Regions from separate parts of the Homo sapiens genome. Here region 1 is linked to region 2. A link is a loop called in an ENCODE intact Hi-C map of the cell type or tissue named here. Cell type or tissue: natural killer cell. All regions are shown on one strand. Each heading gives the region's core, and the rest is flanking DNA. Links, peaks and the distances in the headings are about the cores only.

Region 1 (2,915 bases), core at 300-2,799, 1.8 Mb after region 2:
TCTCACGCCAATCAGAATGGCTATTGTTAAAAAGTCAAAAAATAACAGATTCTTGCAAGGTTTTGGAGAAAAAGGAACACTTATACACTGTTCATGGGAGTGTAAATTAGTTCAAACATTGTGGAAGACAGGGTGGCGATTCTTCAAAGACCTAAAGACAGAAATATCATTCGACCCAACAATGCCATTACTGGGTATATACCCAAAGGAATATAAATCATTCTATTATAAAGACACATGCATGTGTATGTTCGTTGCAGGACTATTCACAATAACAAAGACATGTAATCAACCTAAATGCCCATCAATGAGAGACTGGATAAAGAAAATGTGGTACATACACACCATGGAATACTATGCAGCCGTAAAAGAGAATGAGATCATGTCCTTTGCAGGGACATGGATGGAGCTGGAGGCCATTATCCTAAGAAAACTAACACAGGAAGAGAAAACAAAATACCACATGTTCTCACTTATAAGTGGGAGCTAAATGATGAGAAAACTTGGACACGTAGAAGAGAACAACACACACTGGGACCTATCGGAAGGTGGAAGGTGGGAGGAGGGAGAAAATCAGGAAAAATAACTAATGGGTACTAGGCTGAATACATGGGTGATAAAATAATCTGTACAACAAACCCCCATGACACCCACTTACGTATGTAACATGTACCCCTGAACTTAAAAGAAAAGTTAAAAATAAATTAATTAATTAATTAATTACCAAGCCTCAGGCATTTCTTTATAGCAATGCAAAAATGGCCTAACACAGAAAGGACACAGTCCCTGCCCTCAAGGGGAATGTCTAGTAGGAAGGCAGTCAAGCAAAAAAGAGTAGGACCCCAGGACCACCAGTGCTCTAACAGGGACACACACAGAGAAAGGGCCCCACACAGCCTGGCAGGGGGGCAGTGGCAGGGTGGGCTCCTCATAGGTGACCTTTTAGCTGAGTCCCCAAGGATGAAAAAGAATAGCCAGATGGGGGAGTGGATAAGGGGTTGTCCAGGCAGAGGGGCCAGCAGGGACAAAGCAATGGGTGTGTGGGAGAGTGTGGAGAGGAGAGGGGAATTAAGTCACCTGAGAAGATTAGTGGCAGGAAGTGAGACAGGGCTAGGGTGTAGGGACTTTGTCCTGAGGACTTTAAGAAACCGGAATGAGCCCCCAGGGAGCAGAAGTGGAGGGCCTAGTAGCCCAGAAATCACAAAATGAAGCCAGACACCCAACCTGCGAAGGACACAGTGGCAAGTCCCATTCCGTCCTCTGGAAAGCGCCGAGATTGGTATCCTGAATTATTGGTTTTGTGTCGCCACCTGCTGGCAAATTTTAAATTTGGTTCAATCAAATATTCAAAGAGAGAAACTTAAAAAAAAAAAAAAACAGAATAATTGCAGGCAACTTCCTTGAAGTTACAAAAGACCAAGTTAGAGTAAAACTTATTATAAAAAGAATATTATTTGAATTTAATTCAATAACAGGAGAGGAAAGCCTCACCTGAGATTACTGGGTTCAAAACCAAGCTCTACTACTTACCTGGTAAAATCACTTCACTTATCTTACCTTGACGTCCATAAAGTGAGATAATATTTTCTCAACTCACAGTTGTTGAGGGGAATAAAAGACATCAAGTGTGTAAAGAGCCTGGCACGTGGTGGAAATCCAACAGGATTTGGGGTTAGGGTGGTGGAAAACCGGCTTTGCACATGACCTATGGCCACCTCCTGCAACTCCTCCACTTCCTGTACTGGAAAGCTTCACTTAATCCTTTAGGTCTGAGACCTCAGGGAATGACATAGCCCCACACATGAACCACAGGCCAGGACAACTCCCTGCTCCCTTTTCCACTTTCTTACAGACCCCAGGAACTGAGGTGTCCCTTTCTGTGTTTCATGACCTGAACACTTGACCTGGCTGCCGTATGGGCAAAGGTTTTTCCATCATGCCTCTTCCCAAACCTCCTGTGAAGCCTGCTGATACCTGACTAGTTGATAATCCTAGAAAAACAGACAGGGAGCAGCAGAAAAGACAGATGGGGGAATGAATAACTAAGCTGAAGAAATCTTTTGTGTGTGTGTGGGTTCATACTACAGGTATATGTGTGTATGTATGTATCTCATGGGTTACATGAGATATTTTGATATAGGCAAATAATACAGGCATTTATTTTTTGTGTTACAATCTAATTATATTCTTTTAGTTATTTTTACATGTCCAATAAATGATTGTTGACTGTAGTCACCCCGTCGTGCTATTAAATACTATATCTTACTCATTCTAGCTATATTTTTGCACTCATTAACCATCCCCATTACCCTTCCCACTAGCCTTCTCAACCTCTTGTAACCTACCTTTTACTCTCTATTTCCATGAGTTCAATTGCTTTAATTTTTAGCTTCCACAAATAAGTGAGAACATGCAAAGTTTGTCTTTCTTTGCCTGGTTTGTATCACTTAACATAATGACCTTAGTTCCATCCATGTTGTTGCTAATGACAGGATCTTATTCTTTTTTATGGCTGAATAGTACTCCATTGTGTGTATGTACCACTTTTTCTTTAGTCATTCATCTGTTGATAGACACTTAGGATGCCTCCAAATCTTGGCTATTGTGAATAGTGCTGCAACAAAATGAGAATGCAGATATCCCTTTGATACACTGATTTCCTTTCCTTTGGGTATATACCTAGCAGTGGGATTGCTGGATCATATGGTAGCTCTATTTTTAGTTTTCTGAGGAATCTCCAAACTGTTCTCCCTAGTGGCTGCACTAATTTACATTCCCACCATCAGTTTATAAGGGTTCCCTTTTCTCCACATCTTCACCAGCAAGTGTTATTGCCGGTCTTTTGGAAAAAGGCCATTTTAACTGGGGTAAGATGATATCTCATTGTAGTTTTGATTTGCATTTCTCTGATAATT
Region 2 (2,915 bases), core at 238-2,737:
CGGTCCTTCCCTAGCAACACAGGCCATTTAGGAGCACCACCTAAGGCTTCTTCCCCTTCCTACAGGTATGAAGAATGGGCAGGGTTTCATTTCCTCTGCAAGCAGGCAGCGTGGCTGGACACTGTATTCTGGAGCCTGGGGTGTCATCATCCTCAGGCTGCAGAATCAGCAACACTGTTCCATCTCCTCCTGTTCAGCCACAGCAGCCTCCTGGCTTCCAGGGCCTCCTTGTCCCTTGGCTTCCTTACAGAAGCCCTCTGTGTACAGCTAGTCTCCCAGACCCCTGGGAAAAGTCTCCTTTGCTGAGGAGGGATTAGTAATGCTCTTCCTCCTCTTAAAGTCCTCTGCCATGATCAGTGATAGTATTTCTGCTCTGTTACACTGGCTGGAAACATTTGAACCTGAAAGCATTAAGTTCTTTTTTTCCTTTTTTTTTTTTGAGATAGGATCTCACTCTGTCACCCAGGCTGGAGTGCAGTGGCACGATCTCAACTCACTGCAACCTCCACTTCCTGGGCTCAAGTGATTCTCCCACCTCACCCTCCTAAGTAGCTGGAAATACAGGTGTGCATCACCATGCCCAGCTTGAATTTTTTTTGTAGAGATGAGGTTTTGCCATGTTGCCCAGGCTGGTCTCAAGCTCCTGAGCTCAAAGTGATCCTCCTGCCTTGGCCTTCCAAAGTGCTGGGATTACAGGTGTGAGCCACTGCGCCCAGCCTGAAAGCATTAAGCTCTGACAGATCTTCCCATAGTCTCTAAAAGGCAAGGAGGGGTTCTCCTGCTTGGGATCCTATGTTGTATTTAATTATTTAAAAGGATGTGGTCTTACCCCACCCATGTAAGAGGGATGGGGCAGAGTTCCCAGTGTTGAGGGAGAGGGACTGTCTGGGTTTTCCATCCCCTGTAGGGTTGAGAACTATCCTGGCCTCTAGCAAATAGCCTTCCTGACCATCTTAGAGCTGTGAACCTCCTTGGTGCTGCTGGGATTTTTCAGGCATCACAGCCAGAGACCTTCTGGAAAAGGCTGTTTAATCTTCACAGCAACCTAGTCACAAAGACATTCTCCCATTTCACAGAAGAGTAAACTGAGGTTCGGATGTAGGAAACTACAAAACTGGGGAATAGCTGAGCTAGAATCTGGCTAGAGTCCTCCCCATGTTTCCTGGAAATGTGTGACTGAGTCAGAGACCATATGCTGGGGTAGAAGGGGCTGTAGCAGGACCCCAGGGGGCCAGAATTTCACAGGGCTGAAGGCAGAGAGCAGGGATTTGGGGATGTGTTGTAGATAGAGGGATGGTGGTGGTTGGGCCAGTTAGCCTTGTGTACAGGTGCGAATTGAGGGGGGCAGTGAGACATCCCAAGGTAGACAGAGTCTCCCGTTATTGCTTATTTTGTATTTTTCTTCACAAGAAGCAGCCACAACTTTCACATCTCTGGATCTTAAGACCATCTCCCTGGGGCTCGCGGAGGAAACCTGTGAGGGCAGGACAGACCCCGGCTCCCACTAGATGGCACTGTTGCAGGACGTTTTCACCCCGGAGCTCTTCTCCGGGTGTGTGTGTGTGTGCACGCGTGAATACCTGAGCTGGACAGAGAGCGTGGGTGTGGTGTGCGTGTGTGTGTTGGGCAGCCCTGGGGTGGGTCTGGCAATGCCCTGGCCCACACTTTGTGCCTCCACTTCTCTGGAATTTTTCCTTAGGACAGAAGTTTCTGCTTCTGAGACATCTTCCAAGGCTTCTGTGGGTCCTGGGTTGTGGGCACCAGATGCCAGGGAGTTATGGAGTGACCAGGACAGGTCCAGCTTGCCTGATGGTCCAGACATCTGTGGGAGACGAGTGAGTCCTGAAATCCAGCCTCAGAGACACTGCAGAGCCCCAGCAGGCCCCACACCTGGGTGGGGCAGTATTGGAGGATCCTGATGAGGACAAGCTTTTAGGGTCTTGAATGTTTCTAATACAAATAGTTGTATTTATTTGTACTGGTTGATTGGTAGTAGCTACTGGAGTGCTCTGTAGAGAAAGCTTCTGAGGCTGGGTCTGTCTTAGAAGGAAAGAATGCTGTTGTCAACCAGTGATGTCTGCCAGAGGCTTGGGACAAGAGTAACACCCATGATATAGATTTCTTCCTTATGTAAGTGATAACTTATATATGAGGATGAACCAGTATGTCAGAGAATCCTAGATATTTAGGACGTTAGAAATTATCCAACTCTATCCAACTCACTCATTTATTTCATAACTGGAGACATTGAAGCACAAATAGGCAAAATGAGTTGCCCAAGCCCACCTGGGTAGTAGCAGAGAGAAGAGTAGAAGGCAGGTTCTTGACCACCTTCTGGACACACCCTGCCTGTGTCCTTCTGGACACACCCTGCCTCTCCAGTTGGTCCAGTTCCATGTTCAGACAATGTCCTAAATACCAGATTAACTTATTTTATCTGTTGTTTGGGAGTCTTTACACATGGTTGCCAAGAGAAAGCCTCAAGTGAAGAACTGTTTGTGTTTTTATTGTGTCCCCAGAAGATTCTGGCTAGGGCAGATTTGTAAGGCTGAAGCTTGGAGAATAAATCTTAAGAGAGAAGAAAGGAAAGAAACTGGGCTCTGGATATTTGGGAGAATACAAGAACAGAGACATGGAATAGATGTGGTTAAGGGTGGCAGCTCCAGTTAAGTCCAAAGAAGCAGGCTGAGCAGACCAGGAAGGTCTGGGTTAGAGGTAAGGAAGCCTTTCCTGAGGGTGCAGGGAGCTGCCTCTGGCATGGGCGGCCTCACAATCCCTTCTGCACAAGTGGACCCAGTGGGAACCTGCAGAGCCCTGCTGAGTAGAGGAGTTCTTAGGAGTTGGAGCCAGGAGCTGCAGGTTCCAGCTCATCTCACACAAAGTGTGTCATGGGCTGTGCCTGTGCTTCACTTTCC

What was found. Peaks named below come from ENCODE experiments on the same cell type or tissue, not always from the same donor. Only the 100,000 strongest peaks of a DNase experiment are listed, where the experiment ranks them.
Region 1: it touches region 2 in a loop (7-fold over the local background); 3 of 110 quality-filtered maps call a loop at or near these places.

The regions. Positions count from the first base shown.
Region 1 is chr3:140,862,600-140,865,514 of GRCh38, forward strand. No RefSeq gene overlaps it. Among named protein-coding and RNA genes, the nearest start is that of SLC25A36, 78 kb to the right of the region's middle. RefSeq lists an enhancer at 1,259-1,308. In natural killer cell, for the core only: CTCF peaks have their summits at 1,335 (motif pointing left) and 1,539; a DNase peak (open chromatin) is centred at 1,292.
Region 2 is chr3:139,110,511-139,113,425 of GRCh38, forward strand. The region is part of intron 2 of BPESC1 (blepharophimosis, epicanthus inversus and ptosis candidate 1); the gene reads left to right. Among named protein-coding and RNA genes, the nearest start is that of BPESC1, 7.8 kb to the left of the region's middle. In natural killer cell, for the core only: a CTCF peak has its summit at 1,539 (motif pointing right); a DNase peak (open chromatin) is centred at 1,501.